5 separate regions of the Homo sapiens genome follow, and regions 2, 3, 4 and 5 are each linked to region 1. The links are chromatin contacts, found by Hi-C or POLR2A ChIA-PET in ENCODE. All regions are on one chromosome and are shown on one strand. The core of a region is the stretch at or near the end of the contact, and the rest is flanking DNA. Distances in the headings are between cores, read along the strand shown. Region 1 holds the start of CCDC102A (coiled-coil domain containing 102A). Region 2 overlaps NLRC5 (NLR family CARD domain containing 5). Region 3 holds the start of CPNE2 (copine 2). Region 4 holds the start of RSPRY1 (ring finger and SPRY domain containing 1). Region 5 holds the start of KIFC3 (kinesin family member C3).

The links. A loop is a pair of places that touch in the nucleus more often than their neighbours do. ChIA-PET counts read pairs that join two places held with the same protein, here RNA polymerase II (POLR2A). Pooled maps may share reads with other maps.
Region 2: a pooled map shows a loop between it and region 1 (5-fold over the local background). The contact joins the enhancer-like site here to the promoter of CCDC102A in region 1. A Hi-C loop is called at or near these places in 8 of 37 single-sample maps with no recorded cell type and 7 of 50 pooled maps.
Region 3: a map of ascending aorta shows a loop between it and region 1 (2.5-fold over the local background). The contact joins the promoter of CPNE2 here to the promoter of CCDC102A in region 1. A Hi-C loop is called at or near these places in 1 of 168 maps with a recorded cell type or tissue (ascending aorta) and 4 of 50 pooled maps.
Region 4: a loop to region 1 is called in a map of B cell, with 7 times the contacts of the local background. The contact joins the promoter of RSPRY1 here to the promoter of CCDC102A in region 1. A Hi-C loop is called at or near these places in 7 of 168 maps with a recorded cell type or tissue (B cell, CD8-positive, alpha-beta T cell, GM12878 and 4 more), 11 of 37 single-sample maps with no recorded cell type and 20 of 50 pooled maps. POLR2A ChIA-PET finds 5 or more read pairs at or near these places in 5 of 52 experiments (B cell, CD4-positive, alpha-beta T cell, GM12878 and 2 more).
Region 5: a pooled map shows a loop between it and region 1 (2.9-fold over the local background). The contact joins the promoter of KIFC3 here to the promoter of CCDC102A in region 1. A Hi-C loop is called at or near these places in 1 of 168 maps with a recorded cell type or tissue (naive thymus-derived CD4-positive, alpha-beta T cell), 2 of 37 single-sample maps with no recorded cell type and 9 of 50 pooled maps. POLR2A ChIA-PET finds 5 or more read pairs at or near these places in 4 of 52 experiments (BJ, T-cell, activated CD4-positive, alpha-beta T cell and 1 more).

The regions. Positions count from the first base shown.
Region 1 is chr16:57,534,486-57,539,313 of GRCh38, forward strand. It overlaps CCDC102A (coiled-coil domain containing 102A), which reads right to left and starts at 2,086. Exons shown (of 9, transcript NM_033212.4): 1 at 2,015-2,086. It also overlaps a transcript of ADGRG5 not described here. RefSeq lists a silencer at 1,379-2,328 and an enhancer at 4,595-4,684.
Region 2 is chr16:57,039,974-57,043,804 of GRCh38, forward strand. NLRC5 (NLR family CARD domain containing 5) reads left to right here. Exons shown (of 49, transcript NM_001384950.1): 17 at 677-745; 18 at 1,512-1,601; 19 at 2,009-2,092; 20 at 3,542-3,631. Among named protein-coding and RNA genes, the nearest start is that of CPNE2, 51 kb to the right of the region's middle. RefSeq lists enhancers at 1,860-1,909, 2,180-2,279. Within about 2 kb of position 1,563, at least 9 of the 41 ENCODE cell types and tissues checked have a DNase peak (open chromatin) inside an H3K27ac peak, as active enhancers do.
Region 3 is chr16:57,090,013-57,094,840 of GRCh38, forward strand. It overlaps CPNE2 (copine 2), which reads left to right and starts at 2,571. Exons shown (of 16, transcript NM_152727.6): 1 at 2,571-2,778. RefSeq lists silencers at 2,093-2,162, 2,183-2,432, 2,543-2,592, 2,653-3,062.
Region 4 is chr16:57,183,601-57,188,428 of GRCh38, forward strand. RSPRY1 (ring finger and SPRY domain containing 1) reads left to right here and starts at 2,729. Exons shown (of 15, transcript NM_133368.3): 1 at 2,729-2,851. PSME3IP1 (proteasome activator subunit 3 interacting protein 1) reads right to left here and starts at 2,439. Exons shown (of 7, transcript NM_024946.4): 1 at 2,221-2,439. RefSeq lists enhancers at 2,064-2,113, 3,425-4,069 and a silencer at 2,814-3,023.
Region 5 is chr16:57,800,086-57,804,913 of GRCh38, forward strand. KIFC3 (kinesin family member C3) reads right to left here and starts at 2,406. Exons shown (of 20, transcript NM_001130100.2): 1 at 2,285-2,406. RefSeq lists enhancers at 1,349-2,025, 2,703-3,379.

The sequences.
Region 1 (4,828 bases), core at 836-3,335:
CCTTCAAAACCCACCTCCAGTGTCCCCTCCCCTAGGAAGCCTTCTCTAACCTCTCTGCACAGAGTATGCTCCCAAAGCACCAGGCACCTCCGTGTTCTACAGCAAAGGCCTTACTTTGAAGTCCACGAGCGAGGGCATCAGCACAGGGCCCAGCATACAGCAGATGCGTGATGGATGGAAGGTACCCCTAAGAAGGTGGTACCACTCTTAGGGGTACCCTTGTGACCATGCAGAGTTTGGGAAGGTTGAGTCATCCTAAAGATCAGGAGTCAGTCGGTGGCCAGGCTCTGAGACAGGTAGGTATCTGAGCCTGTCTGGCCAGGGTTGGAATAAGAGGTCATCTCACGGCCAAGTCGGCTGTCCCACCTTTTACCTGGGGAAGCCTAATTGACCCACTGGGAACAGCGTTGTGTTTTGTCCTCAGCATGTTTGGATGGGTCTCTCCATATCAGTGAGAGGAATGAGCAATGCCAAGGCCTGGACAGGGGCCAGCTGAAGGGATGGGGAGCCCAGTGCCCCAACCCCTTCCCCGGCTCTGAAACCCTGTAGATCCTCCCAGAGCCTTTCAGGTAGGGCCCTGGGACAAGCCCATGGCCACAGGCCTGGCTGTGGACAGAAAGCAGAGCCCAGTGGGAAACCACAGAGGACAGCCTGATTGAATAAGTGCAGGGCCCAAGGCTGGTCAGCCCACAGACTGCGGGCACCTGTCCCTGTGACCTGCTGCCCAGGATCCAGCTGCAGGACCTCTGGGGGGAGCTGGCTGGCGGGAAAGGAAGGGATGGCGGCTAGGCCTCCAGGCTGGACCTAAGCCCAGGGGTAGGCACCCCTGGCCTATTCCCAGGTAGCCCCATCTTAGACTGAGGAGCCACAGAGACAGCCTGGATCATTGATTTGAACTCCTTTCTTTACATATGGACCAACTGAGGCCCAGAGGGACAGCTACGTGTCTGTGTCCACACCGCGGACCAGCAGCAAGGCCAGAGTAGGGAGCTGGTGATGGGATGCCTCCTCTTCTGGATCTTAGCCACCTGAGGGGCACAATGCCCCCGAGAGCACCTACACGATGGGGTCTGCAGGCACCAGGCCAAGTGGATACGCACAGCTGGAATGGTGGGGTGAACCTTCATGGGGACCCAGCCCCACCCCGACCCCAGCCCCACCCCTCTCGGCAACACCGTGAACTCTTCACTCTTGTACAGCAGACATCCCGCTAGTCCCAGCTCCATCACTGATATGCTGTGTGATATCTGCAAGTCCCTGCCCTCTCTGGGCCTCAGTTTCCTTACCTACAGGATGGGGAGAGGCACTAAAAAGATTCCTGAACGCTCTAACAGGTGGGCAGACCTCCCGAACCCAAACCAATCCAACCCCCACAAGAGCCCTGGGAGAGCGGGGGTGGGAAGGTGGACACCACCCCCACCTAAGGTACTGAAACTGAAGCCCCAGCCCTGCGTCGCCTTAGTCCTCACTTAGTCGACCCCTCCCAAGCCGCTGGCCCTGCGAACCGCCCCGCTCCACCTAGCGACGGGCGGAGGGTGGAGGGGGTTCCCGGCCCGCGCCGCGCGGTCCCGCCCACCCCACCGCATGGCCCCCATTGGCAGTCGCCGCGGCTCTGGGCAGGGCGCCGTGCTCTGATTGGCCAGCGCCGCCCGTCCATCCCGCATTCGCCATGGCGACCACGTTGGGTCCCCCGGGAGAGTCCCAAATTCCGTCCCCGCCCGCCGCCCCCTCCCGTCCGGCCCGGGCCGCGGCATTCCGGAGGCGCCTCCCCTCCCCCATCACCCCGCGGCCCCTCCCCACCGGAGACCTGGGGTTCCGGGGGCTGAGGGAGGCCGGGGAGGCGTCTAGAAAGTTCTGCTCTGAGTTCGGGGGTTGCCGCGGGCGCCCCGACTGTGTCTGCTCCTCCAGCACGCCCCACAACTTAACCCCTTCCTTCCCGCGGAAGGCGCGCGGCCTGGAGCAAGTTCCCGGGCCGCCTTGGCCTGCCGCCCCCCGGCCTGCCGCCCCCGCTCACCTCGGGCCGGGACTTGCGGGCTCCGTACGTCCCAGCCGCTGCGGCGGGGTAGAGCGGGCACCGTGCAGCTGCGACCGCCGCCGGAGGGGCCGAGGGAGGGCCGCGGAGTCTCCTCCTCCCTCCCGGGGGGAGGGGAAGCAGGGGGAGCGGCGGGGCCCCCGAAGCGGTCGCAGGCTGCGGCCCCGCTGTGACCCCGGCCCACCGAGCTGCTGGGGTGGGGGCTCCAGCCTAACTTCGGGGCGAGGGGTGCGGGCCGGGGCGGTGGGCTCTGCTGCAGAGCGGGCCGTACCCCAACGGAGGCCCCACCCCCGTGAGGGGCCGAGAGTTGCGGGGGGGCTCGGCTTTCTTGGTTCAGGTTTCCTCAGCGCCAACTACGTACTAGGCGCCCCCAGCAGAAACGGCCACCGCGGGTCCCAGCTCGGCACGTGGAGCGAGCTTACCAAGTCTTCACTGTTGTTACCTGCATTTTTCCCTGGGCCAGCTCTGCCACCGAGTGGAAGTGGGCCAACAAGTCTGTGCCCATCGGGCCTCAGTTTCTCTTTCTGTACAACAGAAGGGTTGACGAAAGCAACCTTGCGCTTGTTAAGAGGTGGGGGGCGCGGGGAGCACTCGGCCCGGCGGGCGGAGACTTTTCTCTGCATTGCGATGGTGGTTGGCAGGCCCTGGGGAATTACGGTACTTCGCCTTCGGGGACGCCCAGCTGTTTTGGGGCTTTCTCTCTATTGGGGGTAGGATGTTTGTGGTCTTGACTGGAAAGCCGGGACAGGCGTCTGGAGGACTCCCCACTACATCCTGTACCCTGGAAGGCCCCCGAGGTGAATCTATTTAAAAGAAGACCAACAATTCACCAAGATGGTGGGGAAAACCTGGCCTGATTGGGATTTTACCTAGAAAAAGAAGCTAAATATTACGAAGATAAATTAGTTTTACCCCGTGATTAACGGAGTTTAGATTATGATTGCAACCACGCACGCCTTAAAATGAACCAAGAATGAATCAGATGTTAACACTGGAAGTCTTGCTTTTTCTTGTAATAGTTGAGTATGTAGCATCCTTCCCTTCTGAACTGGTTTTTGCAGTAAGAGATTCATTTTTGCAAAAATATTTGAGAGCTTCCTCAAACTCAAGGATCACTCTGAATCCTTTGATAGTCCAGTGCCTTTTTTCGGGTCTGGGTCACTTCCCTTGCAGACGTTCCCTTTCTCTGTGGGCAGCGGCTGTTCCATTTCTCCTGCTTTGCTTCCACCAACTTCATGAAATCCCATACGTTGCAAGACTGGCAGTTTCACTTGTCGATTCATTTGCTTTGTATTTGTTATGCGTGGCTGAATGTTGAAAGCGTCTGTTCACCAGCCAGAGATAGATAGGAGATGTATGTGGGGTTTGAGTACTCAGAGGACAAGGGCATCCACATTTTACAGCTGAGGAAATGAAGGCTCAGAGAGGCTCTTGGCTCAGACTTGCACAAGGTCCTACAGCCAGTAACAGCCTTGGATCAAGAGCCCAGAGGTCTTGCCCAGAGTTTTTGGAGGTGGAAATGGGGCTGGGGAAGGTGGTGGAGACTGAGTTGATGGTGCACCTGAACTCCAGCTATAACCTCATCACTATCAGGCCTTCTCTCCTTAGGAAGAAGCAGTAAATATTGTCCTGAGGATGTCTTTTGCAGGGGCTAGGGTGGGGTGACGTGACCCACCCGATCGTAGAACCAAAGTAGGTGCTGGCCACAGGTTTTGGCAGCTCGCATGATGTTATCTTAGTTACCTAGGGGCTGGGTGTTATTACCACCCTCTCATAATGAGAAAAGTGAAGATCAGAAATGACTGGACTGGGCACGGCGGCTCACACTTGTAATCCCAGTGCTTTGGGAAGCCAAAGCGGGAGGATCGCCTGAGGCCGGGAGTTCAAGACCAGCGTGGGAACATAGGGACACTCTGTCTCTACAAAAAGATAAAAAGTTTAGACAGGTGTGATGGTACGCTCCTGTAGCCCCAGCTAACTTGGGAGGCAGAGGCCAGAGGATCGTCTCGAGTAACTGGCCCGGGGTCACCCTATGAGATGTCAGATCCCAGATCTGACTGTTTCAATTTTACCATAGTTCTCTTTCTAGAACAACACCCCCAGGCGCCTCTCTGAATGCAAGGCTAATCTGGCGTCAACCTCCCCAGTGGTCTCGGCAGGGTTTCTCTCTGGCAGCCTGTCCCACTCAGTTCAGGACAGTCAGGTTTTTGAGGCGTGTGTCAATATTTCCCACACTTCAGCAGTTCTGTTTTCCTGTATTACTGCCACCACTTTTTGCCACTAACACATGCCCTTATTTACCTAGCATTTTTCTTTAAATCATTTCACTTTGTAGGACCTACTTGTATCTTAAAGCCTATTTCATATAGCTAGGTAAATAGAAAATTTGTATAACTTGCCACAAATAGAAAAAGATCATAAAAATAAATAGTATGCAAATAAAACAACGTTAGTAAAGTCTAGCTAGAAACGTTCTCTTTGTTAAGAAGGGGCATCATTTCTACACCCATGTTGATTGTAGCATTATTCACAATAGCTGAAAGGTGGAAGTAACTGAAGTGTCCATCAACAGATGAATGAACAAAATGTAATATGTATTATACACATAGTGGAATGTGATTCAACCTTTAAAAGGAATGAGAGTCTGACACACTACAACACGGAGGAACCTTGAAGACGTCATGCTAAGTGAAATGAGCCAGTCACGCAAGGACAAAGACTGTATGATTCTACTAAGATGAGGCACTTAGAGTGGTCAAATTCAAGAGACAGAAAATAGAACGGTGATTGCTAAGG
Region 2 (3,831 bases), core at 313-2,812, 500 kb before region 1:
GAAGTGAGCAGGCTTGGCAAAGGATGCAGCCCCAAAGGGGGAGGGTCCAAATCCAGACCACCTCCGCCTCTCATGGTGCCTGAAAGGAGCCCCAGTGTGTAGGATATAGACAGCAGGCCAGGGCAGGAGTTGGGTAGCCAGAGGGGGATTCCGGGAGACTAGAGCCCTCCAGCTTAAACCCAGGGGATTGCCTGGCCTGTAGCTCTGGTCCTGGTCGGAACTTCTGTATCCCTTTCACACAAGGACCCATTAGGGTCCTGGATTGCCCCAGCCTAGCGCATGGGTAGAGACTCAGCTCTTTGCTCCCGGAGCCCACCCACAATCTCTTCTGTAGAGTCTGGACTACTGAAGGCTCGATTCCAGCTGGGGCTGACATCTCTGAAGCACAGATGAGGAGGAGGATGAGATTAATGATAATAGCAGTCAAGGTCAATTGAGTACTTGCCATGTATGCACCAAGCACCAAACTAAGGCAGTTCACATACAGTCTCCCATTGAGAGGCTGTGATTTGTCCAGGGTCACACAACCAGGAAGTGGAGAAGCCAAATTGGCACCAAGGTCTGATTGACTCTAGGTGGAGGATAGGGCTCGATGGTGGAAGGCCAGGCTGAGGATGGATTCTGGAGATGGCGGACATGGCCTTTGCTCAGCCTGGCCTTGGTGATGTCCCTCCAGGGCTGCATTTCTTGACAGCCTCATGCTCCAGATGCCCTCTGAGCTGCCTCTGAGCTCCCGAAGGATGAGGTACAGTGATGGCCTCCAGCCCTGTGTGTGATTCCAGCCCCCTCCCTTCCCCTGCTCAGAGCCTGCTCCCAAACCTGTGCCCAGGCCCCACATGCTCCCTGAAGGACACCTGACCTGCTGTGTCCAGGGGTCATGGCCTGGCTTCCCTACCTCCTACCTCCCCTGCCCAGCCCACCCCAGACAGGGCTCACAAGGCAGCCCCGTCAACCACCTTCCCAAGCCCAGGAGACCCCACTCCCCTTAGCTCCCTGACCCCCAGCAGCTGAGGGGTTGTGGAGACTCTGAAAAGAGGTGAAGGGGAGCACTGGGCTCCTTCTGTCATGATCCTGGTGCCTGGGCCTGGGGGCTCCCATCAGCACTCTTCCCCCCTTCTCTCTTGGTCTTTGTCTGTCCTAATCTCCCTCTGTCCCTCTGCCTGTTTCTCTCATTTCTTCCCTCTCTCATCGTGTATTTCTGTTTTATCAGTTTATTTAACTGTTATTTCAGTCTTATCTGTCTTCCTCTGATCTGCTCTCTCTCTCTGAGGTCTCTGTGCCTTGGTTTCCTTCCATCTGTGTCTCTGCCCACCCTCTGCCTATATGTGACATCCTGTGGGTGTCGTGTGTGTTGGTCCCTCTTTGTCCGTCTGTCTAGGTGCCAGATACATCCCAGTCCCTCCTCTCCTGCAAGCCTCATTCTCTGCCTCTGTGTCTGGGGGGTGGGAAAGCGGCTCCTTCCCGCCTCTGTTCAGTGGGGCATGCAGCACTGTGTTTTTGTCCCTGGGCAGGCTGACACATTGTGGCCTCCAAGAAAAGCACCTAGAGCAGCTCTGCAAGGCTCTGGGAGGAAGCTGCCACCTCGGTCACCTCCACCTCGAGTGAGTGGTTTGTGTGTTGGAAGGTGGGTGGGTGGGGCCAATTACAGTGAGTTAGTGTTGGTGTTTGGGTTTGGTTTTTAAGATTTAGATCAACTGTTCTTTCCCTGCTGAAGTCAGAAACCCCTTGGAGAATCTGGTGAAAGTTGTGACTCTTCCTCCCAAGATACAGATCCCCCATGTCTGACACGCTCGGAGGCTCACCCCTGGTCCCTCAGAGGTCCACGAACCTCAGAATAAGAACCTGGGGGAGACCCCAGCTGCCCGTGCCAGATCTGCTGAGATCTGGCCTGGCAGCCCAGGGCTGTGTCCAGTTTCAGGAAGTTGAGTAACTGGAATGCAGGGACCATGCTGCCAGCAACCCACTCCCCACCTGCTAATGTTCTCCCCTCCCTTCTCCCCACCCCCAGCTTCTCAGGCAATGCTCTGGGGGATGAAGGTGCAGCCCGGCTGGCTCAGCTGCTCCCAGGGCTGGGAGCTCTGCAGTCCTTGAAGTGAGTAGCCCGCTAGGCAGAGCCTCTGAGGCTGGGGCAGGGGGGGAGCATTCTCTGTCCCATCCCCCTCTTTCCTGGGGTTATTGTAAAGATTAAATCGGAAAATGCATGAAAATTGCCCCTAATACAATGTAAGTTCTCGGTGAAGGCTAGCTAATAGATGATTCTTACTCAGAGAGTCTGTGACTCAATAATCCCACTTCTGATTCAAGGTTTCACTTCTGGAACCTGTCTCCGCATCTCTGAACAGGCTTCTGAGGCCACCCTGGGGAGGGCAGGTGTGGGTGCGAAGTATGACTAACGGCTGGCAGTTGTTATTCTGGCCCTGGGGTGCCGGGAGGGGCTGGGGCTGTTAGCTGGGGTATGGTCAGGGTAGACAGGGAGGGTTTGTACCAGAGAGGACACTCAAGCAGGGTGCCCAGGGCTGCCAAGGATCCCTGAGTACCTGGCAGAGAGTGTGTAGGAGGAATCCCCAAAGTTTGCCTGCAATGGACCAGAGTTCTTGATCCCTAAATGCCCTTGGTGCTTTTGGCTCACAAAGCACCCCCTCCTCCCAGGCACTTCTGGGCCAAAGCCAGAGGAGCCCAGGGGAGAGGTCACAGGTCCTATATTCCAGGCTGTCTCTGTGAACACGCTTTGCTGTGTGATTCTGGGCAAGTTACATCCCCTCTCCGAGTCCCTGGTTCCCAGTCGGTAAATACATAAATTGCAGGCGTGGCCTCTGTTGGTGGCTACGATCTCTGAAATGAGTGCTGGGGCCTAAGGACCCCCTGCTCACACCCTGTTTTTGTGCAATGCTGGGAAGGAAGGGAGTTGCCTTGGTTCCTGTTCAGGGCCTGCACCTGGGAAGGAAGGAAGGTCTAACCATTGCAGGCAAATTACATGAAGACTGGAGGTTTTAGTATGTCCTCATGTGACCTTCTTATTAGTGTGGACTCGTGACCTGGTGCTGTGAGGGTCCACACTCGCCCTACCAGTGTCCCCGTGGGAGGGGAGTGTAGCATTAAATAGTAAATAGAAAACAATAACAAGTTGACAGGAGACCCTGAAAGAAAGGAGACACTTTGTTCCTGCTTTCTGCACAAGAGACCCTGCATTTTCATTTTGTCCTGGGTACCACCCCTCCCTTATCAGGTGGAGAAAAGGAGGCCCAGCTCCAGCCAGAAAGCACTCCTCAGATCCATCACAGACCGAGGGACCCACTGGGTGCCCATCTCAGCTCTGTCACCAACATGTCTCATAACCTTGGGCTAGACCTTGATTCTCTCTAGGACTCTGTTTCCCCATCTCCACCATGAGGACTTGCAAGGGGTGCTCTCTGACCATCTTGGGTTCAGTGGGTTCCGTCATCTGGAACCAGGGATCCCTCCCCCGCCCTGTGCCCTGACCACAAAGAGGATGTGTTTGGGTCCTGAGTGACCTCCATTGTGCCACCCCTGTGATCTCCAGCCTCAGTGAGAACGGTTTGTCCCTGGATGCCGTGTTGGGTTTGGTTCGGTGCTTCTCCACTCTGCAGTGGCTCTTCCGCTTGGACATCAGGTGAGCGTGCCTCTCCGCCCCCAGCCCTGCCCCTGTCCCCCATCCCACAGGTCATCTGCTCCCACGTGGGCCCCTTGTCCACCAGTTTCATGCCAACCTGTCATCCTCAGCACCTTGGGCAGTACCAGATCTGCAGAGCATGTGATGGGCGTCCACTGAATGAATGAATGATCAAATGAATGAATAAGTATGGCCTCACG
Region 3 (4,828 bases), core at 1,321-3,820, 440 kb before region 1:
TGTTCTGTCACCCCGGCCGGAGTGCAGTGGTGTGATCATGGCTCACCACAGCCTCAACCTCCTAAGCAATCCTCCCACCTCAGCCTCCTAACTGGGACTACAGGCAGGTACCACACCCGGCTAATTTTTTTTTTTTTTTTGGTAGAGATGGTGGGGTCTCACTATGTTGCTCAGGCTGGTCTTGAACTCCTTGCCTCAAGTAATCTGTCTGCCTCGGCCTCCCAAAGTGCTGGGATTACAGGCAGGACCGCACTCTGCCTAGAATCTAACTTTAGAACATTTTTTATCATCTCCCAAAGAAACCCTTTGCCAATAGCAATCACTCCCCATTCTCCACTCCCCGGCCGAGGCAACCACAAATCTGCTTTGTCTGTTTGTGGATTTGTCTATTCTGGACATTTCATCTAAATGGAGCCATGTAATATTTGTCTGAGACTGGCTTCTTTCACTGGGCATAATATTTTCCAAGTTTGTCCATACTGTAGCATGTATCAGTACTTCCCACCTTTCTTTTTTTCCTTTCTTTTTTTTTTTGGAGGGGGGATGGAATCTCCCTCTGTCACCCAGGCTGGAGTACAGTGGCGCAATCTTGGCTGCAACTTCCGCCTCTTGGGCTCAAGTGATTCTCCTTCCTGCCTTCCGAATTGCTGGGATTACAGGTTCTTGCCACTACGCCTGGCTAATTGTTATATTTTTAGTAGAGACAGAGTTTTGCCATGTTGGCCAAGCTGGTCTTGAATTCCCGACCTCAAGTAATCGCCCGCCTTGGCCTCCCAAAGTGCTGGGATTACAGGTGTGAGCCACCACAACTGGCCAGTAATTCGTACCTTTCTATGGCTGTATAATATTCTATGTTGTGTGGATATACCACATTTTGTTTTTCCATTCATCAGTGGATGAACATTTGCGTGGTTTCCACTTTTTGGCTATTATGAATAATGCTGCTACGTACATTTGTGTATGTTTTGTGTGGCCATATGTTTTCATTTCTCCCGGGTAGATATCTAGGAGTGGAATTGCTGTGACCCCTGGCCTTTGTACTCTGCCTCCTTGGCTAGGGATCTAGTATCTTCCTTGACAGGCCCAACTATCTCATCCTTCAGGTTTCTTAAAGGAAGCCTCGCTGACTCCCATGGCTGAGTTGGGTCTTCTGTGCCACCCTACCTCCAATCTTTGCACATTTCATATGGTGATATGATGGCCTGGGTCCTGATCTTGGCCCCCACAGGTGAGCAACTTGAGAGAGACTATCTGCTTTGGTTCACCACTGTCCATCCCAGTGCCTGGCTCTCCTGCTGCTGGAAAGACAAGAGACAGATTCTGAGGCCAGAGCAATCAGGAAAGTCTTCCTGGAGGAAGCGGGGCTGGAGTTGGGTTGATAGGTTGGTTTGCCCCAGAGCGGGGCAGAGGGCTTTGATTGGCTTCGGTGGAAGAAAGGTGAAGAGAGCTTGGAGAAAGGAAAGATGGATGGGTGACAGGCAGGCAGAGAACAAAGCTCAGAGCCCCGGGGGCTGTTTAGTCTCGGCCCCTGTAAGGCTGCAAAGTGCCAGTGACTCAGACGTGGAGGGAGGCTCACAGGCTGCAGCGCGCGAGGCTCCCACATTAACCCTCACCTGCCTGGAATCGAAAAGCCACAATGGAAGCACTCGGCATTAACCCTCAGCTGCCCAGTCCTTGAGCCCCAGGGCCAAGGGCTGTGGACATGGCCTTGAGATCCCCGGGAAAGCCCCGCCCCCCAGAATCTGGTTACGTGAGGCTCAGCCTTCTGATGCCCGGTGGTGAACTTGCCCAGAGAGCACCTAAATACCGCGGAGTGGCCAAAGGCTTGAGCGCCCAGCGACAGACAAGTGTCCTAAGAATTGGTGCCTCTTCTAGGGAAAAGGAGGCCTGGGCTCCAAGGCCTTAAAGACTCGCCTAATTTTCCGCACGGATGAGTAGACCCAGGCCCAGTTCGGATCCGTCTTTATCTTATCGTCTGTGTCAGAGAAATATGTCATATTTCCAATCTCTGGCGGCAAGAAAATGCCGAGCTCTTTTGCTATTGAAAAAAAAAAGGGAAGAAAACACTGCGGCCCTAATCCTGCCCAATACAACCCAGAACCCAGCCTTGGGTGTTGCCCCGAGGGCGCAGCGCCGCTCCCATCGGCGCTGGGGGTCCAAGCGGCCCTGGGGCCCCGCAGGCCCGGGCTGAGGCCACCCCTCTGTTCCCGCGTCGGTGGCCCTGAGCGCACGGCGCTCGGAACTCGGAGGTGCCAGAGGCTCGGGCAAAGCAGGCCTGGGGAGGGCGCGAAGCCGCGTTGTTCCGATCCTCAGCCACCTGAGTCCCAGCCTGGAACCTTCGGACCCTCGCGTTCGGCCCGAACGTTCGGGCCCCCTCGGTGCCAGGCGCCCCGAGTGCCGCGGCGCGCCGGGCGCGGGCTGGGAGCGGCGGACTGCGGGCGGGACAGCGCCCCCGCTCCTCCCGTGGGAGAGCGCGCGCCCCTCCAGGAAGCTCCCGCCTCGCCTCCCACTTCCCTCCCCACTCCCCTCCTCGGCCGGAGGGAGGAGCCCGAGCCGCCGCCGCCGCCGCCGCCCGCCCGCCCGGCCCGGGAGGAGGACCGGACCCCGAGCGGCTGGGAGCGCACGCGAGCGGGCCGTGGCCGCGCGGGCAGCGCCCTGAGCCTGTCCCGCGCCCGCGGGCCCGGCCGAGCAGGAGCAGCTCCCGGGGATGCCCGGGCGGCTCGGAGCGCGGGCAGCGGCAGCCGTGCGGTGAGGGCGGTGGCGCCCGCGGGACCTGCGGTGAGTGGGGCCCGGGCAGGCGGGGCAGCTTGGCGTGAGTGCCCAACTTCGGCCTTGGGGCTGGGCTCTTTGATCCAGCTGCGGGTCCGAAGGAACCCGGGTTCCGCCTCGGGGGGCTGCGGCGCTCTAGCCCCCGCCGCCAGCGCGAACCCGGACTCCGGCGCTTCGGTGACTCAGCTCCGACCCGGCCACGCGGGGGCGCCCCGCCGGCTCCCGGACTGCGGGGAAGGGCGGGCGGGGTCCCTGGGGAGGGGGGCGCCCTCGGGGGTCCGAGCCCAGCTGCTTTGGGGACCCTTCCACCCGCCCCGAGGGGCTTGGAGGGCGTACGGGAGGTGGAGACCCGCCGCTGCCGCAGCTGCTGAAGGCGTGAGGTCGCCCTGGCTCTCGGCGGGCGCTGGCTCCTCTCCGCTCCCCTCTGCCCTCCTCCCACCCCTCAACACCCACCCCCTGCCCCAGGCAACTGCCGGAGGGCCGGCTCCCAGCCCCGGTACTGGGAGCGCAGAGGGGGAGTGGAGCTGGGCAGCTTCCCAGAAGTCGGAGTGTGTTTGCAAACTAGTTTTTGCGAAAAAGCTGTCTGGCACCTGTGTGTTTAAAGGGGGTGTGGGGGTGGGCATGGAGAGAGCGGGCGAACAAGGCCCTCTCTTATTCCCCGTTTCTCACAGCGATGCTCCTCTGAAAATAGAGGGGTCTTACACCCTCTTCCCTGCTCTTCCCACCCCATCCCCCAGCCTCGCTCCACGTCCCCCCGAGTTCAAGAAGCTCTCCTATGGGGAAGGGGCTGCTTCAAAGGGGGCTGTGATTTGCCCAAGGTCACAGATGCTGCTGGCTCTGGTAGCTAATAGGGTGTTCATCTTGCATCTGAATCCCCTGCCCCATATGTACTGGGGGAAGGGACAAGGGGTCTGGAAGAATGATCTTCCAGACAAAACGCCCTTTTTTTTGTCTGCCTTAGTTTTTTGCTCCCTTAGAGGTGTGTGCTGTCATCAAAGGTTGGGGGGCTTTTTCTGCCCCTTGGGCATCCACAGCTTCACGGACTGCAGGGAGCCCATGGTTTTCAGGAAACAGGCGGTGTGCGCAGATTGTAATCCCTGGCAGCTGCAGCCTGCCCTGATGGGGAGGCCTGGGAGACCTGGGTCTGAACCCCACCTATGACCAACAGGGAACTTGGCCCAGACCCTCCCCCCCTGTGGCCCTCTGGGTCACCATCTGTGAAATGGGCTGATGTTCCGGGGCCTGCCTCCTGGAGAATGGACACAGCATGAAGGCGTGGTTTTATGGCATTCCGCCTGGCATAGGTCCAGGTGAGCTCCAGGACCGCCCCAGCCAGCTGGATTGGAAGGGGTCACCCAGGCAGGTTTCTCCATGGAAAGAACCAGGGACGAAGGATGTGGACGCTTGGGTTCGTTTTGCGGCCGTCACTTCCTGTCTGCGTGCCTTGTCACCCCTTGGACTTGGGGGGTTTTCTGTCTGTAAAATGAGGCAAACTGTGACATGATCCAGCTTACAGTAGGGCGGCTGGGAGGCTGGAACTGGGGAACAGGGAGCAGACGTTCTGCAAGTAGGGAGCACTTCATGAGTGGCAAGTGTGGTGTCTCTGGTGGTGTTCCAACGGACACTCCCTCTGGAATGTCATGAGAATTAAAAACTGGGGCATAAGGGAAGAAGATGGCTGAGAATGGAGCCTCGGTTTCTATGTCTGTAAAACAGTAAGTACTGGACCCCATCTGGTCCTCCTCCCAGTCCTCAGTTTTTATATCTATACACCTTCATATTCTTTTCAGGTAATTGTGTATTTCTGCAAAGGTAGGATTAAATTAGATTGCAAGGACTCGGGTGCCAGCACTTATTGGTACGTGGTGAGTGCCTGGTTAACTGTCATTGTCATTATCCATGGGAATATTAAGAAGCCTGATGTGGGTGACTGCATCCAGGATCCTTTGTGGGGTTGTCTCAGGCCAGCTTGCTCCTCCCCCTCCCGTCAGGACTTCTGGGCTGTTCTAGGGGCAGGGGCCTGGGGTGAAAGAAGACCAGGAGAAGTGGTAGGTCTCAT
Region 4 (4,828 bases), core at 1,479-3,978, 350 kb before region 1:
GGGATTACAAGTGTAAGCTACCACGCCCAGCCAAAAATATTAATTCTTAAATAGAAAAGCTAACAAGATAGTAAAGAATTTGGACACAATCTAGAAGGTGAAAACCAGAAATTAAGCCCAATATTCAAAATGGATTTCATCCTGAGGACTTCTCTGACCTAAAAGCTAAAGTTTCAGTGCCTTTATGAGATAACAGAAACAAGTTCAAGCCAGGAGCCCATCCAGGGAGTGGAGTCTGACAACTACCTCCCTCTCCATCTTAATCTTGTGCCCAAAAGAACTACAGCTTCAAAGTAAAGGTGAACTGGGAAGTAAAACAGCAGGAATAATGGACAACAGAAACAGACTCCCCCAAAGGGAATTCAGACAGTGGAATTAAACATAGAGATTATAAAAACAACTATACTTTCCATGTTTAAAGAAATAAAATTAAGCCTCAAAATAGTAAGAAATAAAAAACTGTAAAAGTGTCACAAACCAAACAGAACTTCAGAAACTAAAAATTGCAATATATGATTTAAGATTTCAGAGGCCGAGTTTAATAACAATGGAAATAACTTGAGAATAAATTATCCAGAATGTACTACGAAAGAACAGAGTAAAAGACATAGAGAAAAGAGTGAAAAGGTTTAGTTAAATCGATAAAAAAAAAAAGAGAAACAATGGGAAGAAGCAATATATGCATATAAAATGGCTGAGAATTTTACAGAATTAATGAAAGACACTAATCCACAGATTCAAGAAGTCTAATAAATACCAAACAAATTGAACAAAAACAAACCCATAGTTCCATAGAGCATAGTGGAAATACAGAAAACCAAACACAAAACAATCTTTTTTTTAAACTTGTCGATACTTGATTTTAGACAAAACAATCTTAACAACATATTCTATAGTAAAGAGTGAAACATAATATTTAAGAATGAAGACAAAGTATGTTCAAAAGGTGACTAATGGTGAACACGTTGAAAATGCTTAATTTAGCTGCCATAAAGGCATAATTACACTATGACTGACCCTGTACGTACATCGCACTTGTTACTTGATTTACCACATACGTGGTTTTCAATAGCTAAAGCAGCAGCTTGATTCTAACCAAGCATCACCATTCTTGGAAGATGAAAGTGAAGACTGATAATCAACTAAATGGTTTTGACACAATTATTCCTTTCTTATATCATGAAGCACTTCCCCACAGGGTAAGGACATGAAGACTTCAGTTGAGAAAGATAATCGGGCAGCCTCTACTTTCAGATCCTTACAAATTGTTCGCAGGTCATCTAACTAAAAGACTGTAAAAGCTGCTGTCGGCTCAATACTTTGTATCAAAAAGGAGTCTACCCACTGATTCCCTTCAAATATTTCAGAAGGGTGCCTTCCATTTTATGGTGTCCCTGTGGACACATGAATACACCAAATAACTGATGAATCGACAAATCTTATGTCACAGGTGGTAGGCAAGAGGTCATCGGGAATTCCGATCACCAGGCTCGCATCTGGCTTCTTGGGTCCCACTCCTGAACTAACCAGTCGGGCTACCCGAGCGTGCGGGAGTCTGAGAAACTGCATTTTAAAAGGGCCCCAGGAGATCTTGTTTTCCACTAACATTAAAGAACCACGACTACGAACAAACAGGTCTCCCCCTTTCCTCTGTGTGGACTGACAGTCACAAGGACCACCAACTCTCAAGCATGACGCTTCAACTCTCTTTGTTTCTTAAGTTTTCTGCAAAACGGGCCAGCTGGCTTGTTTTCCGTAATAGAAAATTCGCTTGGCACAGCAACTGGTACATGGCACACAATAAATGTGCTTCCCATCCTGCACTGCCATTCTGGGATTCAACCATTTCCAACCAGACGCCGCACATCCGAGTGAGTAACCTGGACCTGTTCCAAGACCTCTGGAACGGAGCCTGCTACTCACTTGAAACCTGGGTGGCCCTACCTAGCAGAAAATTGGGGAAACCCCATTAAACGCCCGGCAGTGTTGGGCCCGCCTGAAAGGGTCCTCGCCGCGACCCAGATGCCTTCCCGCGGGCACCCTCAGCTCCCCTCAGGCTGGGCCCGCAAGCCCCAGGCTTCGGCTACTCCGGACAAGGAGCGGGTGCGCGGACTGAGAACAGGCCTGGCCCTAACCCTAACAGCAGCCGCAGCTCATCTCTTCCGTAAGGAAGCTGGAACCCAGGTGTCGCCGCCAGGCCAGGACCGAGGCCGCACTCACCTACCGGCGCGCGGGAGGCGAGACGACCTCACCTCGGCGGCGCCCACCCCAAACCGCCACCGCAGAGCCGCTCGCTCTTAAAAAAGAAAAAAAAATGAAAGGAAGAAAGAAAGAAACAGAGGAAGGAATGAATGAAAGAAAGAAAAAAAAAAAGAAAATAGCCTTTGCTTTTGTATTTCTTTTGACCCTTCAGGGCTTCCTGTTCCTCACCGCCACAATAGAGTCCCGCCCCACTTCCGGCGACGTAACCCAATCCGCGGAGCTCTTCCTCCCCGGGAGCCCGATGGAAATCCGGTACCCTGAAAACGAGCCGGAGAGACTTGATTGGGCCATTCACGCCTCAGGATGAGGACTGGCCAGTCTGCGCCTGGAGGGCGGGCCGGTCCCGCTGATCACGTGACACGATTTTTGAAAGGTGATTGGCTGTCAAGGAGAGGGCTTGCCACCGAGGAAGGGGCGTTTCCTAGGGGACTGAGGGAGGGCTGGGGCGGTACGAAGCGGGGGTGGGCTCTGCGCGTAATGGCAGCGCCGTGGCCTCGCGTCCATCTTTGCCGTTCTCTCGGACCTGTCACAAAGGAGTCGCGCCGCCGCCGCCGCCCCCTCCCTCCGGTGGGCCCGGGAGGTAGAGAAAGTCAGTGCCACAGCCCGACCGCGCTGCTCTGAGCCCTGGGCACGCGGAACGGGAGGGAGTCTGAGGGTTGGGGACGTCTGTGAGGGAGGGGAACAGCCGCTCGAGCCTGGGGCGGGCGGACCGGACTGGGGCCGGGGTAGGCTCTGGAAAGGGCCCGGGAGAGAGGTGGCGTTGGTCAGAACCTGAGAAACAGCCGAGAGGTTTTCCACCGAGGCCCGCGCTTGAGGGATCTGAAGAGGTTCCTAGAAGAGGGTGTTCCCTCTTTCGGGGGTCCTCACCAGAAGAGGTTCTTGGGGGTCGCCCTTCTGAGGAGGCTGCGGCTAACAGGGCCCAGGTGAGAGGCAGCTATCTATCTCCTGGGGTGGCTCCTGGTACCGATGGGGTCCTGACCTACTCAGGGGTGCCCGGGATAGAAAGGGTAGATGAAGGGACGCTTTAGGAGGGTTCTTTTTGTGGAGTTTACGGTCTAGGTGGCACGGATGAGGCATACCTCCCCGGGGAGATTTAGAAACGCCTTGGGATAGAGAGAGAATGGGGCTAGGAAGCAGGAGCTAGAACTAGCGGAATGTCCTACTACGGAAGCCGGAGCTGAAAATTGGGTAAGGACCTTGGGGAGAGGGGATTTCTGGGCGGTGATGGGAAGAAGACACCTCCATCCACAGGAAAGCCAGAGTGGGGAGTAGTGAAAGGGAAACGGGAATTATTCCCTCTCTCTGTAGATCGACCAGGTGTCCCAGACACAGGATCCAACTGCTTCCGGGCTTATTGCCCGAGTGGGGTGGGGAGAGTCTATCCCACCAACACCCCTTGCGTGAGTCCAAATTAGGCATTTGTCTCTCCTGCTGCCTCACTTTCCCCGTCTTTGGGGAGGGAAACCGACTGAGACCGAGGCGGTCGGCTGAGACTCCGAGGTCCTGTCTTGTATAGTTCTCTGAGAGAGGTTGCTCCCCCTGGAGTGTTGTACTTTGAACTTTGAAGGGTTAGAAGTGTCTGTTATCGACTGAGTAGAATCCCGCAGTTTTCCAGGCCCTTTACCTACCATCTGTTCTTGCTTAGTGGAGTGACTTAACCTCCTTAAGTCTCTACTGTAAAATAACCAGCGCAGTATGTGAAAGTACAAATTACAAGCTGCGTGAACGTAAGTTAGTGTGATTCTACCACCAAACGGGTTGCTGTTGAGGAATAAAAGTGAAGGCACTTTCTAAAATGTAAAGTAGTATGTAGAGGTAAGGGGTGGGATTAATACAGTCGTTGTCTGTCACCTGCGGAGTGCTGGGAGCCATATTGTACTGAAAGCTTCAAGGTTCACAGCTTCTTAGGTCATATTAAGATCTAAACCCATGGTTTCAAACCCTGCTTAGATGGGGATGGTGGGATTTCCAGCTTTTGCTCTCAGAGTTTTCATTTACTTTGAACTTCTTATGGTGCTGGCAGGAGTTACCACTGTAATATCTTTTCCTTCAGGAATTATTTTCCCCTAACAGCTGAAATTTTCCTCTAAGTAATTTGATCTCAACATTGTAAACCTCCTCCCCCTTTTGCATATATATATGCATGGCTTTTGGATGTCTACAGGCAGTGAATATCATACTTTCTCCCTCAGTTGTGATTTGTAAAGACTGCCTTTTTTCCTCCACGAATACTATGCGTTGTTGTGGTAGCCCTAGACTATAGATTATGAGGCATGTTGGAAGTTGCTTTTAAATTTCTCTTGCACAGTGGTTCTCTTTATTTTTCCCCTTATGTGGACTTTGCATTTCCTGGGATGGTATCTTGCTTTGTAGATCCCTCTATGAGATTGTAAGAGACTTGTGTCCCTGTATGACATTTTACTAGTGTTTGGTTCGTCGTACTTGTTAGAGATGGTTTTCCAAATATCGGGCAATCATTTCCTGGGATGGTATCTTGCTTTGTAGATCCCTCTATGAGATTGTAAGAGACTTGTGTCCCTGTATGACATTTTACTAGTGTTTGGTT
Region 5 (4,828 bases), core at 1,156-3,655, 270 kb after region 1:
GAGTGACTAAAGCATTGAGAGGCAAAAATAAATAAATAAATAAATAATAAAGTAAAGGGTCCAGGGGTTAGGGGCCTGAAGATCTGGTGTCTGATGTTTGCAGAGCCCAACCCTGGAAGAATGCCAGGCACCTGGCGAGGAAGCCATGGTCTCTTCCTTCCTTGACTTAGAACAACTAGGAGGCTCCTAGGTTCAGTCTTACTGGGAAGGGGATGGGAATGTGGGCCAAAGGACAGGGCAGAGGCTGATCTAAATACGTGGGCCAGCTCCACTGAGGAAACTGAGATGGACCAGTGTGGCGTGGAAGAAACCAAGGGGAGCAGCCAAATGTCCTCTTCTCCAGGCTGCCTGGCACAGAGCTGGGCACACAACCAACCCTGCAGACCAGCTGTCCAATGGGCAAGGGAAGGAGCAAGGCAGGTCCATCTGCAGTCTCGGCTGCTGGGAAGGTGAGACAGTGCAGGGCATTGGAGGCTGACTCCACAGTGGACAGAGAAGACTTTCAGGGAGATCAGCTCAGCTCAGTCTGAGGGGCAGGGACAGGAGGAGATAGCGTTTCTGCGGTTATCAGGAAGGGAAGTGGAGGAGGCAGCCAGGAAGATATCGGGAAGAAAGAGGAAGGGCGTGTGCTAGATCCCGAAGAGGAAAAAGCAGCTGAATTTAGCAGCCTCAGGGGTGTGAAGGTCAAAAGTATCAAGGAATCTTAAGCCCAGGGTTCTGGGCCAAGAAAGCAGGACTCTCTCTCATTTACATGGGCATCTGAGATGAAACCTGGTGTCCGGGGACTTCTACCAACCTAGGATTCGTGGGGGAGGGCAGTGGGACTGGTTCAGAACCTGGCTCCCCTGTTTACTAGATGTCTGACCTTGGGAGAATTACTTTGCCTCTCCGTACTTCATTATCTCCATCTATAAAATGGGGAGAACACCACCTTATAGGGTTGCTCTAAAGATTAGACAAGGCCAAGTGTTCAGAACAATACTGGCATATACAAAGAGCTCCAAAATTTTATTTTTCAGTTACTTTGCTCCAGTGGTGGGTGAATGCAGAGGGCCTGGCTGGGGAAGAGGGTCTCTGCCTCTCTGGGTTTAGACCAGGACAGCAGAGCTGCAATACTCCCCCTGCCCTAGATCAGGGACATTGCAAAGACTGGGGGGACAGGCTGGACAGCTGCTCAGAGACTGCAGCAAGCAGGGCTTGGTCGCCCTGGGAGAGCAGGCAGAAGGTCAAGGAAGTTGTACAGGGAATGCCACCTCCCTGCACACCATCATCTATCCTGGGCTTTCCAGGGCAACCTAGATTTCAAACCCTCTGCTCCCTGGTGCCCCTGTGAACAGCAGAACTCACCACCCTGTGCCCCTAAAGTCCACTCACTGCAAATGCAGGGCCCCATTCTGAGACTGCATTCCTAGCAAATGACTCTCCCTGGTCAAGGAGACGGCTACTCTAACAAGGGCATGGGGAATACACGTCTGGGAAAGAATGGGTGCTCACCCTGTTCAGGCAGAGGAAAAGCCGGGGAAGGTGAAAGACCAGGGGTGGCCACAACCCGCAATCTTGAGACAGTGTTGGGGTATGGAGGTGGGGGCTGGGTGGCAGTAAATGGTACTCCAGAATTTAATTAAACACAGCTTCCTCTTTAATATCTCCCAGGACCAGGCCCTTCACTGCACCAGCCAGAGTTCTGCTCTAACTAGCAATGCTGGGCTTAAAGGGGTGGTCCTGGGATCGCCCTCCCTGCTGAGACCCTCACAACTGCTGCGGCTGTCAATGGCCCGATTCCTCACTGCCCGGAGGGCACCGGCCAAGGCCCTTCTTCCTAACCTCTGGGCGGGCGCACCCCGCCCCAGGCCCTGCCAGGGAAAAAGCGAACTCCCCAAGGGACGTGGTGGGAGGGACCCAAAGGCAGCCTTCCAGGGAGCCCTGGGGGTGGGGAAGACGCCAGGAAGGGGAGAGGGCGGCGCCGATTGACAAGCCCATCCCGGGTAGGGTCTGCGCTCTTCTCGTTCAATAAAATCCAAACGGGGTCCCGAGGCTGCTCGGATCCCGTGGGACACGCCGCCCCTGTGCCCAGCTCCCAGCAAGGTCCTCGACTCGGGCTGAACGGCGCTGGAGGGGACCTCGCAGGGCTGGGTCTCCCGGGCCTTTCCCTCCCCGCGCCCATAGCGGGTCCGGGCAGAGGGGTCCCGAGGGCAGGGCCGGCCCGGACGCGGCGCCCCAAACGGCGGGCCGGGCAGAGCCCAGCGCCCCGCTCGCACCCAGCCCGCCCGGGCCCCCCACTCACCGGCCTGGCGGAGGCAGGATCCAGGCGTCGCCGCAGCGCCCGGGGCTCGGCCCGGCCCGGCCCGCCGGCAGGAGGCAGCTCCACGCCGCCGCCTCCTCCTCGGCCAGCCCGCTCGCGCCCCTCCCGCACACTTTCCACAGGAAATGATTAACTCGGGCCGCGGCGCGTTCCCATGGCAACCGGCTCCGACCCCGGCGGGGGGCGGCGGCGCGCGCCCGCACTCACGCGCACTGGCGCGCACGCGTCAGCCCGGGCGCGCCCCCGCAGGTCTCCCGCCGGCACTCCCACTCCCACTCCCACTCCTTCGCGGGGCCTCCCACTCGGTCTCTCCCGCCTCCCCGCGTCCCGCACTCGCACTGGCACACGTGCTCATGCGTTCCCTGAAGGCTCTCACAAAACAGGCCTGCACACGGGCTGGCACACACGAGGCAGCCCACACAGCCCCACACCTGGTGAGCCATGCGTACTTTTGCACAGCCTCAAACCCGAGTGCAAAACTTCCACGCGAGTACTCACACATACACTTCTCACGCGGGCTCTCATACCAGTACGTGTCTTCCCATCCCAACACACACACAAGCTCTTACTCACGAGACAATACATGTACATCCCTTACCGTGTCCTTGCACGCGCTGGCGCACATGCACTCACACTGTTTACAGCGCACACGCTCTCACTCGCTCCACCACCTACTCGCTGGCCAGGCCGCCTTCTAGCCACAGCACTTCCTACCTCTGCACCCCCAGCCCCACCCCAGCAAATGAATATCTTCCCAGCAAGGAAGCTGCCTGGAGTCCCTTAAGGTAAAACACACCAATGGTGCAGCAGTTCCCGGCCTTGCTGCAGAAGGCCCTGCTACTGGGGCACCTAGAGCCTCAGAAGAGGCCTGGGGGAGGCCAGGGGCCTGCCAGCCGGGAGAGACAGCTGACCTGGAGGAGCCACTCTGTTCTTTGTCTCCCAAACAGAGGCAGCATTTTATTCCAGAGCCAGCAGCAATATTCTCCCTCACTCTCCACACCCCCGGGTGCGGAAGAGGAGAAAGCAAGTCACTCTGAAGCCAGCCCATGCAGGCTGACGGTTCTGCAGATAATCCCAGGAGGGCGGGTACTCTGTCCCTTCCTGCTTGTCAGGGGATGGCCCAAGAAGATCAAGGAGAGGACTGGAGGGGGTCGGGCAACTCCAGGTGGGTTCTATCTCCTGCTGCCGCCCAGGCGCTGGGCTGCCAGTCAAGAATCTCGACCAGCGACGGAGCCAAGGGCCTGGGCCTCAGATTGTTCTGGACGCCAGAGCAGGACAGTCACAGTCCCCCAGCTGGAAGCAGCCTAGTGCATGCTTTATTTGACAACTGAGATTCCTCAGTGAAGGCCTGATAGAGGGTGAATGTAACGCTCCTGGAATCATTCCCTAGAGAGTTAGATTTCCAGCTGAACACCACACTGGAGAACCCTTCCAATGGGAGAGAAAGCCTTATTTGGGGAGTTATGATCTCTGAATTCCTCTGCCTGCCCTCCAAACAGCAGTGATCCAGGGGACCGCAAGGGTGGATGAAGGCAAAATGTCTCTAGAATTCTGATTTAGTATCTATCTCCCTTGATTATAGTCCCTATGAGTTGATGGGGCGGGGGATGGGGAGGACAGAATGTCTTTAAAGTCCTGGTTCAAAACTGGAGACTTTTTCTTACTCAGGGATTGAGTACATTGACATTAACTGTAGGTCCTTCCCACCAAAGCCAAAGCCAGATTTTTAAATTAATAATAACATTTATTGTTCTTTTGCTTTGATTACAAAAGTAATAGATGTTCATTGTAACCATATCCCACACACTGGAGATAAATGCTGCCAACACTTTAGAAGTCTTTTTTTTTCCTGTGTACATAATAGATGCCATTATTGAAGCTAACACTGTGTCAGGCACAGCACTAAGCTCTTTATAAACAAAATCCCATTTAACCCTGAACACCCTATGAACACCAGTACTGTTTCAGGACACCCGTGTTTCAGGAAAGGAAACTGAGCCTCAGAAAGTTTGTTCACAAATGCAGTGTGTGATAGAGCTATGACTCCAATAGGTACTCACACAGTACTATCAGATGCATATGGGTATAACAACTTATTAAGATCAAAGCACCAGCGAAGGAAAAAGGAAATTGAAGTGTAAGGAGGTTGTATTTTTGGAATTCTAGCAAAACTCCGATTTGAAACGTAAAAACTACTTGTTTCATGGTTGTTGCATTTTTGAGACAAGATCTTGATCTGTTGCCCAGGCTGGAGTGCAGTGATGCAATCATAGCTCACTATAGCCCCGAACTCCTGGGATCAAGTGATCCTCCCACCTGAGCCTCCTGAGTAGCTGGGACTACAGGCACACACCAGTGTGCCTAGCTAATTTTTTTTTTTTTTAAGTAGAGATGGGGGTGTCTCACTATGTTGCCCAGGCTGGTCTCAAACTCCTGGGCTCAAGGGATCCTTCTACCTTGGCTTTCCAAAGTCCTGGGATTACAGATGTGAAGATGTGAATCACTGTGCCTGACTCAATTTTTTTT